Regions from separate parts of the Mus musculus genome. Here region 2 is linked to region 1. Evidence: chromatin contacts called from ENCODE Hi-C or POLR2A ChIA-PET data. All regions are on one chromosome and are shown on one strand. Each heading gives the region's core, a stretch centred on a gene start or an enhancer-like site at or near the end of the contact. The rest is flanking DNA. Distances are from core to core; before and after follow the strand shown. Region 1 holds the start of Mllt6 (myeloid/lymphoid or mixed-lineage leukemia; translocated to, 6). Region 2 holds the start of Psmb3 (proteasome (prosome, macropain) subunit, beta type 3).

The links. A loop is a pair of places that touch in the nucleus more often than their neighbours do. ChIA-PET counts read pairs that join two places held with the same protein, here RNA polymerase II (POLR2A).
Region 2: POLR2A ChIA-PET joins it to region 1 with 86 read pairs in Patski. The contact joins the promoter of Psmb3 here to the promoter of Mllt6 in region 1. A Hi-C loop is called at or near these places in 14 of 37 maps with a recorded cell type or tissue (T-helper 1 cell, T-helper 17 cell, gastrocnemius and 3 more). POLR2A ChIA-PET finds 5 or more read pairs at or near these places in 5 of 5 experiments (Patski and embryonic stem cell).

Annotation. Positions count from the first base shown.
Region 1 is chr11:97,659,598-97,665,989 of GRCm38, reverse strand. Mllt6 (myeloid/lymphoid or mixed-lineage leukemia; translocated to, 6) reads right to left here and starts at 2,578. Exons shown (of 20, transcript NM_139311.2): 1 at 2,310-2,578; 2 at 956-1,035; 3 at 450-504; 4 at 151-260. The coding sequence starts at 2,418. It overlaps Gm11613 (a long non-coding RNA gene), which reads left to right and starts at 5,591. Exons shown (of 3, transcript XR_003949768.1): 1 at 5,591-6,392.
Region 2 is chr11:97,700,354-97,706,745 of GRCm38, reverse strand. It overlaps Psmb3 (proteasome (prosome, macropain) subunit, beta type 3), which reads right to left and starts at 3,312. Exons shown (of 6, transcript NM_011971.4): 1 at 3,256-3,312; 2 at 2,774-2,958. The coding sequence starts at 3,258. It overlaps n-TNgtt8 (a tRNA gene), which reads left to right and starts at 4,224; the gene lies at 4,224-4,297. It also overlaps a transcript of Pcgf2 not described here.

The DNA of each region.
Region 1 (6,392 bases), core at 1,329-3,828:
GGTACCTGCTGTACTGTGCCTGTCATGTGTTATAAACTTAATAAAATGTGACCTATGAGCAACCCTCTGGCTGTGCTACCGAGGGAGCTCGGAGCGCAACGGTGGCACCCAGGATTGCTACCAGGAAAGGGAGGAGTGAGGGCCGCTAACCTTGTTGAAGCGATCATGAGGCACGTACTGCAGAACGATGGGCTCCATCGTGAGCACGTTGGCGAACTGCACCTCCGGGATGTAGAGGGCGCACACCACATGGGCCCAGCCTGGGGCAGTGTGGGGACTGGCCTCAGCAGGACGGCAACACAAGACCCCACGCCTCCCAACACCAAGCTGTAGACTGTCCCCTGCGTCTACAACCTTCCTGTACCAACAGGAGCAGGGAAAGCCAGCCTCCACCCCACACCTGCTGGGGGGCCTGGCTGACCTCAGCAGGCGTTCAGGGTTCCCCTCACCTCCATTGTCAGTCCTCTTCAATGCCCCATCTTTGTGCGGGCACAGCTCACACCTCTGCCAATGCAAGGAGCACAGGGATTGGGGGGATCTGCTGAGCTGGGCCCTCCCTGAACTCATCCAAAAGGCCCGAAGATAACATAAGATCTGGGTGGGGGCTGAGGCTGTAGAGCAAAGAGGCTCCTAACTGCTGAAGGCTGAATAAGGAGAACCTGCTGGTCACTACAGCGGCCCCTCAACTTCCATAGCCTTGAAAACCTTTCATAGTAAAAAGTTACAAAGCAGCACATAGACACCCCCCCCAAAAAAATCAAAGCCCCCAAGCCGGAGGTGAGGCGGGGCAGAGCTGAGTGCAGAGCTGAGGGAGAGATGGGGCTGGTGATAGGCAGCAGCAAACAGGAAATCCTGAGTGACAGAGCTTAGTCCTGCCCCAGCCTCAGGGTACCCTATTAACCTGCAGGAGATGCTCAGGTGTAGGGGAGAGGAAAGGGAGAGGGGCTGGACTCACCACCCTGGCTGCACGCTCCTGAGATTCACATTTCCTGCAGAACCAGGGTCCTGTTGGCACCTGGACGATGCCATAGCAAGCTAAGGGTGGGGGAAGGAGACTCACTGAGCAAAGCCATCAGCCAATGGTTCCCCCCCCCACAGAGTAACTGGGGGCAGGCAGGGAAGAGACCCAGCCTACTAAAGCCAGCCCAGTAGGTGGGGCTGCTCCCCAGACCCGGGATCACTCAATGGAACAGGACTACAAGAAATGTCCAACCGCATAGAGCCAGCCTTCAATCACACAACCAAGCATTTCAAACAGGGGCAAAAAGTCTGACAGAGTCCTTGACCTTAAACTTCCAAAGATCCTCCATTCTCATCCCACCCCTCTCCCTTTTTTCTGGACCTGAATTCCTCCCCCTCCCCCCCCCCCCCCCCCGCCGCCTCTGCCCTGACCAGTCCCCTAGGCACCAGAACAAGAAATAGTCATGATTGTAACACGTTTTGTTGTTATGAGGGGAGGGGGGGTGCTTCTTAAAGGGCCAGTAAGGGATAAGCCAAGGAAGTCGGGGGTTCAAGGACCTCATCTTCTGCCTCTGTCACACGTACAGGTCAAAAGTGAAAACAGAGGGCAGGTGCGGGGCAGGTACCCAGAGGAGAGTGGCGGGAAAGGCCCGCAGCCACAGCATTAAGGGTTGTCTTGGGAAGGGGGGTGGTGGTGGTTGCCTGTGCCAGACAGGCGGAGATGCCAGCCTGCGCCCTCGGCAAGATTCCTTAAGGAGTTAACTCCCGAACCATGTGCGGCGGCAGGGGGAAACTCCAAACCTCTCTCTCCTCCATTCCGGCCCCCTGTAAAACCGCTCTCCCAGCCTCAGCTCTTCCCCGGAGGGTTTCAGGATCCCTTCTCCCGTGGGACCCTTCTCCTCCCTTCCCAATTCCGCTCCTCCCAGTATCCGGAAGCGAAGGGGGATGACCCCCCCTTGACCTCTTCCTCCCGGAGCGGGAACCAAAATAAACCGGGCGGGAGGGGGGGTTACCTCGCAGGTAAACATTCCCGGGACAGCCCTGACACCGGCGGTGCGGGGCTCAGGGAGTTCACTCCTTGCGCCCTGGACTCTCCCCAAAACTCCTTCAACTTGGGGTGGGGGGCGCGGGACTGAACAATAGGCAAGAAAACAATGCCTGACCCGGTCCTGGAGGACCAGGCTGGGGATGGGGGGGAGCCCACGCCGCCTTTCGCTTCAGGTGGGTGGGGGAGGGGCAGGCGCCCCAGGAGGGCTCCGGAGGGCGCGGCCGAGGGCACCCCGTGCGCGCGCCGCCCCGGGGTCCCGCAGCTCCCCCCCCCCCGCCGGCCGTCTCCCCCCTCCCCTTACCTTGGTGGACGGCCACGCTGCACGCGTGCCCATCGCAGTAGACCAGCGGGTTTTCGGCCCAGCCCCTCTCGTCCGAACATACGCAGCAGCCTCCTACCATCTCCTTCATACTCCCATGAGCTCCCTCCGGGGCTGGGGCTGGGGGCCGGCCGGCGGGGGTCGGGGGTCAGGGGGGGAGGGAGGGAGCGGGGGCCGCGCGCCTCCTCGCCCCCTCCTCCGCCGCCGCCGCCGCCGCTTCTTTTCTTTGCCTCCTCCTTCCTCCTCCTCGGCGTCCTCCTCCTCCTCCTCGCTCGCTCTGTCTGGCCGCCCCCCCCGCCGTGCTCTCGCCCTCATGCCCCGACGGGCCCCCCCCCCCCAACAATGAGACTCGCGCGCCGCGCTCCCCTTCCGCGCCGCTCGCCGGCTACCAGAGCCGCCCGGCCGCGGTGCAAGCAGGGCCCGGCGGGGGAGGCGCCGAGTGGCACATCGCGGGCGCCCGCCCGCCCCGCGCCGCCCGCTCACGCGCCGCCCCCCCGGCCCCCCTGCCCGGCCGCGGCAGCCATGGCCGCGCGCCTCCGCTCGCTCGCTCGCTCCCGGCCCGCCCGCCGCCGGGTAAAGTCTTAGGTTCAGGGAACAAAGCCTGGCTTGGTAGGGAGCTTTTCGCTCGTGCGCTCAGTGCAGCTTTCCCCGTCTTTTCTTTTTCCCTTTATGACTCTAGGTGGGTAGTTCCCGAGTCCTCCCCTCCGTGTCACACTTTGGGTCTCCGGTCTCCCATCCCCCTTCTCTGGGTGTTCTTCAACCCTAGGGAAATCTAGGGAAGATGAAAAAAACCAGGGCTCTTAAAAAGAACTGGAGCGATGTTAAACCATTTACCCGTGCTTGTTCTTGGAATGGGAATGGTGTCTCTGGATGGCAGCTCATGGGTGCTGTCCCTGGAGGTCACTCTGGAGGGTAGACAATGCCACGTGTAAACTTTTACTTACTTTACAAATCTTTTTTGTTAGTTTGAGACAGGATCACCAGTAGCTCCGGTTAGCCTCGAACTCACCACTTAGTGAAGGATGACCTTGAACTCCCAATTCTGCCTCTGCCACCAAAGTGCTAGAGTAAAGGCGTGCACCACCACGCCCCGCACAAAAATTTGTTGAATGCTAGAGTCGGCTGCGCGCCAGAGTAGAGGTATTCCTGCCCTCCAGGAACTTCCCTTTGAAGTCTTCAATGTCAAGGTCTCTAGGCACCTTAGGGGTACAATGAGGTACCCCACCTTAATTCAAGATCTCTGTTCTAAGTCGTAACTCCACCCCTAGCCTCAGGGCGTGCCTTGCGTTTTAAAGTGAGTAAAGCTGCCTCGGAAGTGCTTGCCAACAGAATCACGCCTTGACTTCTGGGCAGGTATAGAATCACAGTAGCGTACAAAAACGCACCACGAAGGATTAAAGTCCCCGAAATTGGGTCTAGGGTTTGATGGAAAGCGACCCAAGACTTCCCCCAGACTGGTATAAGCCCAAAGACGAGATCTGATTCCCCTTTTTTCTTTGCAAGGGGAAAGACGGCGCCCCCACAGGGACCAAAGGTCAAATACCCCCTCAGCGGGAGGTTGGGTGGCAGAGGGGAGAAGGCAGCCCTGGGGGCTTCATCCACACTTCAAAGACCTCTAGGCCGGGAACGCTTCCTGGGGGGGAGGGGCAGAGGGCTCGGAGAGGAGATGGCGGGCTGGGGGATTGAGGGTGGAGGGGGCCGCTCCCCCTTCGGCGCACTGCCCCCCTGGCCGACTCTTCCGCCGGGCCCGCCTCCTTTTCACTAGCACCTGTTCAACCGGAACATCAAGGGGCCAGAGCCTCCGCGTTTCTTTAGTACCTTTCATCCCGGAAGGGGGGGGAGATGAGTCCCCGCCCAGGAGGGGGGAAGCAAGGAGGGGGAGAACTTGTCCTTGACCTGGTCTGTGGCGTCAGGGATTTACTCCCTTAATCCTGGCGAGGCGGGAGTTTGGGGAGGTCTGTGAAGCTGAGTTCTGGGCTGGAGCCCTCAAATCTGCTCAGTTTGGACCCTGGGAATCACGGAGGCTGAGGGAACGAAGACACTGTGTCTAGAAAAGTAAACTTGCGGTAGTCTGTTTTACGACTTCTGAATCAGGACAGGTCGAAGGCCGGGATCTCGGCTATGACGATTTTTTATTCTGTGAAGTGTGCTCATACGAAAAGTTAATACTCAGAAGAGGAACCTTACTTGGGAGTTTCTAACGAATGACTTTTACCACCAAGAGTAAAACTACAAGAAAGCCGTGGAAATGTCTGTCCTAACTAACTCTGTGGCAGTTTCACAATGTTGGGGAGTATTTGCATCTGAAACCCTTATTGTCAAAGTGGCCAGTTTGGGGTTCCCTTGGACGAGGGTCACAACCCCTTGGTCCCTGTGCCCAAGAATTGGTGGCTTCGGAACAGAAAGCCTGTTTTAAGTCAAGCCCGTGTCCAACATGTACCCAAAGCTTTTGGGACGGACGGCTGGTGCACGTTTCACTAAATTGGTTTAATTCGGTGAATTTGACCTAACTCTCCCTTAAGGTCATTTAAAAAGGGTGGAAACGTCCTCCATTTTCTGGCTGGAGTGATTGGGGTTGCCATGGGGTAGATGACTTGCTCAAAGGCACACAGCTTGAAAGCTACAGAGGCAAGATTTAAACAAAGTCTTGCCTTCTTCTAAGGCTCTGCTACAGTGTCTCCAGCTTGTGAAGAAGTGAGCTGCCGCCTCTTCTCCAACGTTCTATTGCAAGGGCTCTCCCTCTAATCCTGGGGAACCCTCTGGAGACCAGGCTGGATTAGCAGTGGGTACCGGTGGCTGAGCTGTCAGGCTCATTCGCCTGCTTCCAATCTTTTCTTGAGCATCCACTTCGCGCATATGCCCAGAAAACAAGGAGCGGGTCTCAACCAACAAGTGGTTGAAGTTTATAGTGCTCTCCGTAGCATGACTTATCACTGATTTGAGGTGTCACGCATATTCTGGCCGTACAGCTTTCAACTCTTGGTTGGGCTCCGCAGGTCCCTCCCTTAAGTGAGGAGTTACCCTGCGGTGTGGACCTAGAACACCTACGGAAAGACCTAACACACACAGTAGGCGCTCAATCCCTGCTGCTCCTCTCTTTAGCCACCAACGACGCGCGCCAGCGCGGGCGGCGCATCCCGCTCCCGCATCTACGCACGTCCCCGCTGCAAAGGGACTGGGGCAGAGAGGGCGAAACAGAAAATTATTTCCGCCCTCTCGGCCCGCCCCACCCCGCCCCGCCCCGCCCCGCCCGTCCCCGGAGCCAGAAGGGGATTGTGGGGCCGCCTTGGCCGCCGCCGGAGCCGAGCGGGGCGGAAGCGCGCGCTGTGCTGCTGCTCGGGCCCGACCGCGCCGGCCCCCGTACCTCCCGGCCCAGGCTGCGGGCTGCGGTCGGGGCGGTCCCGGGCCCAGGCGCCTGCCGCGGGACGCGCTTCCGCGAAGTCTGGCTCACGGGTTCCCGGAACGGTGCGTGGGAGGCTGAAGAGTGTGGCGGGTTTCGCTTTTTGCCCTACGTTTGCTTTCGTCGGTCCCCGAGGCCCGGGGTGCGACCTCTCCTCTGGGCTTAGTAGACAGACCTGGGCTGGAAGAACGGGCTGCGCGCGGGTGGCTGCGGGCGGGTTTGCGTTTCTTTTATGCCTCCTTCGGGAACTATTTTCAATCCCCCCAAAGCAAAGCCGCTGACCTTGGGGGGCGCATGGAGAGGTTAAGTGCTTTTGCGGGGGGTAACCCTGACAGTGAGTGGGAGGCTTCTGGTGATGGGGTAGTCTGGCCTGGCATGGGGTAGAGGAAAAGCGGGCGTTCCAGTTGGCTCAGGTGCCAGCCCCAGCTCTGCCGTTTGCTGGCCATGGCTGGTTAGAATACCATAGCTGGGACCTTCAGTTTCTCCAAAATAGGCTGTACCAGCCCGGGGACTCAAAGGGGCAAGTTGTACAGGGTACACGGAATGGTGATTTCCCAGCCAAAGGTTATGACCACCCGTGACCTATCTATTGGGGGAAGGGAGATGAGCCAGCATGTTCCTTCCTAAATCACAGGCCCTGTGCAAGATGCTCAGAGGCCCATCTG
Region 2 (6,392 bases), core at 2,063-4,562, 40 kb before region 1:
AACCTGTGGCAGTCACAGGACATACGATTCTGTCCCTACCAAGGAACACACTTGCCGATGAGAAGGTACCTAGGAAGGATGACCTTGTGTCCCCTAGGCCACCTCGGGGTTCTGGGATAGACCCTGCACAGAACCAACCAACGCCACACCAACTAAGCAAAAGAGGGCTTCCCAAGACACAGGAACAAAGTCTTGGGAGTGAATTTATTTCATCTCTGATAGGTAAGGAGACCGAGGTCTAATAAATCAGGAGTTGCTGTGCACAGTAAGCAGACAAACCTAGTGAGAAGATTCTGCAGTCGGCCATAGTGAAGGAGGGCTGACAGAGTGGCTGAGCAAGCCTGGGGTGACAGGCAAGCTTCCCTCCCTGGCAGACAAGCTTCCCTCCTGTCTCCTCTGATGCTACCACCTGCTGCAGCTGAGGCTTCAAGCTCAGGGAAATCCTAACACAACCTTTCCCCTTCCACTCCCTCCTCTCTGCCCCCTCCCCCCACCTCTTCTTCTGGTTGTTGTTATTTTATTTAGAGTATGTGCACACAAGCTTGCAACACATCGTACATGGGTCAGTCAGAGGGAAACCTGTAGAGGGAGTCAGTAGTCTCCTTTCACCATCTGGATTCCAGGGATTGAACTCAGGTCACCGGGCTTGGCCACAAGCACTTTTACCCACTAAGCCATATTGCCTTCCCTTTCCTCTCCTTTTCTGACTTCTCCCTAGTCCCCTACTACAAATAAAGGTTCAGTTTTCTAGGTGTAGCTCACAGCCTGCCCCCCATACTCTCCCTCTAGACTCTGCTTCCTGAGATTCAACACTCCACCAAGCCCTCTCCAAACTTCAAAACCCTAACCCCTTTGAGGGGTGTGTCTTAGCTCCTCAAAATTGACATTAAAAAGATTACCATCTGTCCCAGTCCTAACTGCGAATTTCAGTCACAACATGCCCACAATAAGAACTATTTGTGAAATGTCACAGCTGTGCACTAGACTAGATGTTAGTGTGTTCGCATGTTCCCTCAGTAACCATAAAGTTCCGGGATCCTCCACAGATCCAAAGCCCAGCGGGGCCAGTTTCTTATATGAAATGGCACTATTTCTAAATCACATTTTTTGTTTTCTGTTTGTTTGTTTTGGTTTTTCAAGACAGGGTTTCTCTGTAACCCTGGCTGTCCTGGAACTCACTTTGTAGACCAGGCTGGCTCAGAAATCCACCTGCCTCTGCTTCCCAAGTGCTGGGATTAAAGGCCTGTGCCACCACCGCCTGGCAGCATCCGTAATGACAAATTAAAAAAAATAATAATTAAAAAAAAAAATATATATGGTTGGAGCGAGCCAGGCCAAAGCAAGAGAGAGAAGGGAAAGGGGTGGGAAATGAAAAATTAAAAAAAAAATAGAAAAATAAATAAAAAATAAAAAGGCACTGGAGAGATGGCTCAATGGGTAAGAGCACTGGCTGCTCTTCCACAAAATTCAAGTTCAATTCCCAGCCCCTACAAAGCACCTCACAACTACAGTTCTGGGCAAACCCAACACCCCTTTCTGGCCTCCTGGGGGCACAACATGAAGCTGGTGCGCAGACAGACATGTGGTCAATCATCCATACATATAAAATAAATCTTTTAGATATTAATAGTAATAACAATACAGAACATGAGGGCTTGGGTTTGAGGATGTAACTCAATAGCATATCATGTGCTTAAGCTTTCAAAATCCTGGTTTCAATTTCTAGTACCAGGGTTGGGGGTCAGGGCAAGACTTGACTCTTGACCTCGATGCTCAGTGAATCAATGAATGAGTCTTTCTTCAGCAACTCACAGCATCCCATCCTTGAGATGGTGGGATGGGTCAGTGGGCAGTAACACCTACGCCAGGCCTAAGCAGCTCAATGCCTGGAACCACATGATGGAAAGGCAAAACCAACTTCTGCAAGCTGTCCTCTGACCTTCACACAGGGCTGTGGAACCCGGGCATACAAACAATAAAATGATAATAATAATAATAATAAATGTAGAGGCTGGAGAGATGGCTCAGGCATGAAGAGCACTGACTGCTCTTCCAGCTTTCTATCCCCAGCACCCACATGGTGGCTCACAACCACCTGTAATTCAAGCTGGGTCATGAGGGTTGCTGGGGGGGAAGGTTGTCCAACAATCTCTTCTAGCCTCTGCAGTCACTGCACACATGTGGTGCACAGACACACATACACGTAAAATAATAATCAATGAATTGTGTTTTTAAAGTTCCCACCACCAACCACAGCGATCAGAACCAGCACACTGGGGCCATCACAGACAACCCGTTTCCCCTCTCAGACCCTCCCATCACTCAAATCACATAAGCACTGTCAACTAGGTAAGTAAAGTGGGCAGTTAAAACCCAACAGCTCATCATGGTTAGTTATCGTTCGGTATGTCTGCTTTGCCAGCCGCCTACTGGTTTAGCGAGTGCCCACGGTCTTTAGAAAGACCTACAGTAGGATTCTGGCTGACGTTCATTACTGTGCATCTTGAAGGAAGGTCTCAATTTTTTTTTCAATTGCAGAATGAGACGGCTCGCCAGTAATATTAAGACGGTGATTAAGGGACTCCCTAACAAAAATGCTTCTTCACAAAGAGCAGAGCACAAGGTAATGCCAGAAAAACATAGGTTAGGACCCATCTCCGTAACGCTGTGGTGTTCAGCTGAGTCTCACACTCAATCGTGGCTTTTGGCAGATGGCTGATATCGGGCTGCTCAACGAAGAAACCTGGGTGAAGGTGGGGCTGGAGACACTTACACTGTCTGGACGTCAGTGGCCAGGCCGGCCAGGCCTATGTAGAGCCTGTCACCCATGGGAAAGATCTTCTGGAAGTCCGTGGTCACCATCTGGGCCTGGATCCCGAAACGTCTGTCTGCAGCGATGGCCACACAGTTCTTTCCCTTCATGGCCATGACGGCCCCTCCATTATAGGACATAATAGACTGGGGACAAACAAATCAAGGGGCTCAGTTCGTGGAGCTAAGTGGGACCATAACCTTCACATCAGTTCTGGTCCCCAAAGCTCATATACCCGTGCCCTCCACTCCGGAGGAGCCAGGACGCCAGGAGCTCCAGCCCTGAGATGGGCCCGGTGGGGCACCCAGGAACCGCACTCATCTGCACGGTACTCCCATGTGCATTCTACTGACCACCAGGCTCTCCCCGTCCCGAACCCAAGCACTACTCGTCCTTGCTTTCAGTTCCCATCCCAGACTCCTTTCCTTACTCCCCGATCTCACCATGATTGCGCTGGAGTGGAAGCCCGATCCCCACAGCGTTGCCTGCAAACCGGCTCTGGCTTTCTCAGGGTCAACGCTCTTGCCGAATCCTCCCCATTGGCTGGCGGGCCGACTCGGATTGACTAGTTCAGCTTTCTATTGGACACTCATGCCGTCAGTCACAAATATGCATAGTTTGGTTGAGACACCAAAACGGAGGTATGGAAAGCGGAAAGTGAAAAGTCACTGTGAGTGCGGAAGAGCCTACGGTCCGGGGCATGTTGGGATCTTGGCGGACCTGGAGTTCGGGCCATCCCGTTTAGGGGCGGAGTTTGCAACACGTGGGCTTGGGACAGGCCTTGTGGGGCTGGTGCTGTAAGCAGAGTAGGTAAGCTGGCGCTTACCGTGGTGCTGCAGGAGTTAGGCATTTTACTCAAGCTACCCGACTTCCAGTGTTCATTCACAAATCCTTACTGTTCACCGGGATTTTTGCAGGCGCCAATTAACCTATCGGCACCGAGTATACCGAAGGCGCCCATTCTTTGCAGAATGGGAAGATCGTGCCGAGGGTTCGTGCTAGGAGGGTTTAGTTCCAGAATGGAGCTTTTGTTTTGTTTTACGGGAGTGAGCTACAGGTTGTTCAGCGTTTGGAGTCTCTCACTCCCAATCCCTGCTGGCCGACAGACGTAGCCCTAAGTCTCTGTTCACTCTACAAAGGAACGTTCTGTGCCACATCCTAGACACTGACCGAGGATAGCCTGGGCCAACGGCTCCAGGGCAGCCCAGGTGGGACGTGTGCATCCCTTGCTTTCCCTTCCCTTGCACAACCACTGTTCCCTCCGCCACAGCCTCGATTCGCTGTTCTTCGAGATCAGATTTTGTTCCGCTGGGTTTCTAAGCTACTGTAACTGCTTGCGTCGTGACTGGTCTTGCGCCATATCGGCTCAGTACTATTGACTCGGCTCTCTGCCTCACAAACAACTGTCACCGTCTCTGTGGCGCAATCGGTTAGCGCGTTCGGCTGTTAACCGAAAGGTTGGTGGTTCGAGCCCACCCAGGGACGGTCTCGGCCTTTTTTTTTTTTTTTTAAATCGCAAATGCTCCAAAGCCACATTCGGTACCGAGGTACCAGAAGCAATAATTGTGATACACCAACCCAGATGGTCACTGTATTTAGAAATCCGTCTATGGTCAGTGAATGGATCTATCCCTAACGTCTCCTCACCACCTCTCACTATTCTTTCTCCCAATCAGGATGACAGAAAGGCAAAGCCAAGTTTCTGTCTCACTGCCATGTTTAACAATGCAATTTTCCTTGGATTAAGAATAAATTTTGCTGCGGAGGTTGGACAGCTTCCCATTGTCTGCATCAGTGGACGATAGCAACTTGAAAGAGGAAATCTGTCCCGGTGGATGGAAACAGTCAGGAAAAAAACCACAGGAACAAAGTGAGGGATAAAAGAGTGGAAGGAGGAAGAACCTAGCTGTGATCTACAGAGAAAGGCATACCATGAGGGGGCCTAAGTAGACAGTGCGGAAGATGGGGAAATAAATACAGAGATCAACAAAGGGCATCGTTTGCAAGAGGGAGAGGTGTAAGGGACACAGAAGTAAAGCTACACAAAAGCAAGAAGGAACGACTCTCTCTAACTAGTGCCACCATTTAAAAGGGATTTTCTCCTTGCTCTTGTTTCCGATGGCAACAGATGCCCGTTGGTCCTTGCCTTGATGTTCTGGGTTCCTGTTCTCTGGGAACCTCTGATTTCTGACTGCTCACTACGTGTGGCAATCAACTAGAGGACAGGGTAAGCTACAGACTTGGTGGAAAATAAGCGCTCTTCATGTTCGCTGAGCACACTGGAGAAGGTGGGCAGGAGGAAGATGTGCAAGGGACTCTTTCCATCCGTTCTCTAGACATTTGGCTCAAAGGAAGTCTCTTGTGGACTCCCTCTTCTATGTTTGCAGATCACCTGGCGCTTCAAACATGGAGAAGGGACTTTTCCAGCTTATTGCCCTCGCTGGCCCTGCTCGGTGTCAAAGCCCAGCTTACCTACTGTGCCTAAAACAGTACTTGCCGTTGGCACAGAGAACTTTCGATGTTGGGACAGTTAAGTCAGCGGCTCTCCCGATGAACCACAGGGATTAGCAATATCCCAGCATAGATGATTTATTGGAGTCTTAGTGGGTGGTGGGTCTTCAGTGTGTCCCTACTCTCCAGCGGTTTCCTTGGAACTGGACCTTAATAATTGAGGAGCAAATGGATACCCACCCCAATAAACAAAAGGTAGCCAGGCAGTACCCTTCACGTTGAGCAATTGTGTTTGCTCTAGCAGAGTTCAAGATGCTGGGACACATGGGCCGTGATGACAGTGGGCGTGTCTAACTCGAGACCCCTTTCCACAGTAGCCTGTGAGCTCGTGGTACCCGATGTAGGGATTGGGAAGCAAGTGACCGATCCTCCCGGGGCCTCTTCCGCTCCCACTTGGACCACCCGATCTAAGCGGAAATCTCTTGCCTTTCCTTTACACCGTCATTCGGCTCTGCAGGCTGAGAGCTGAGGCTGGTGGGGTCACTGGGCGGACAGACTTCACAGGGCTCCTGATAAGCGGTCCAGTGTATAAAAGCACTCACTTCGGGACTGCTTTAGGCTTGGAACAAGGAGAGGAGGCAGGCTCGACAAAGATTCGTTCCTTACTCGAGCCAACCCACCAGGCGCTTAAAGGCTTTTCAGGCCGGATAATCGAGCTCTTTGGAGGGACAGTCACAGTGGCCACCCCCCAATAAATCATAAGTAACGAATCAGCGAAATCGAGCGACCTATTGAGGTCCACGGTTCTTGTGGTAACGCAGAATCGATTCGCTTCCTTGGCGCCGTCTCTTCTAGCTCTCCTTCCTACTCTGCCCGGGGCCCGGAGCCGCTGGGGACCGGAGAGCGAGCGCTGGGTGGAGCCGAGGGCGACAGTCGGAGTGGGCTGGCACCAGCCACCTTCGCGCTCGCCGGCCCCTCCGCGGCCGCGAGGGAGGCGCACCGGCGGCGAAAAGGCGCGCGTCCTCTCTCGACTCCTCGCTTCCTATTGCGTCGGGGCCTCTCGAATTCGGCTAGTTATTGTGTCTCTGGCTCGGCGCCCGAGTTCGTGTCTCGGGCTGCTCTCCCCGCC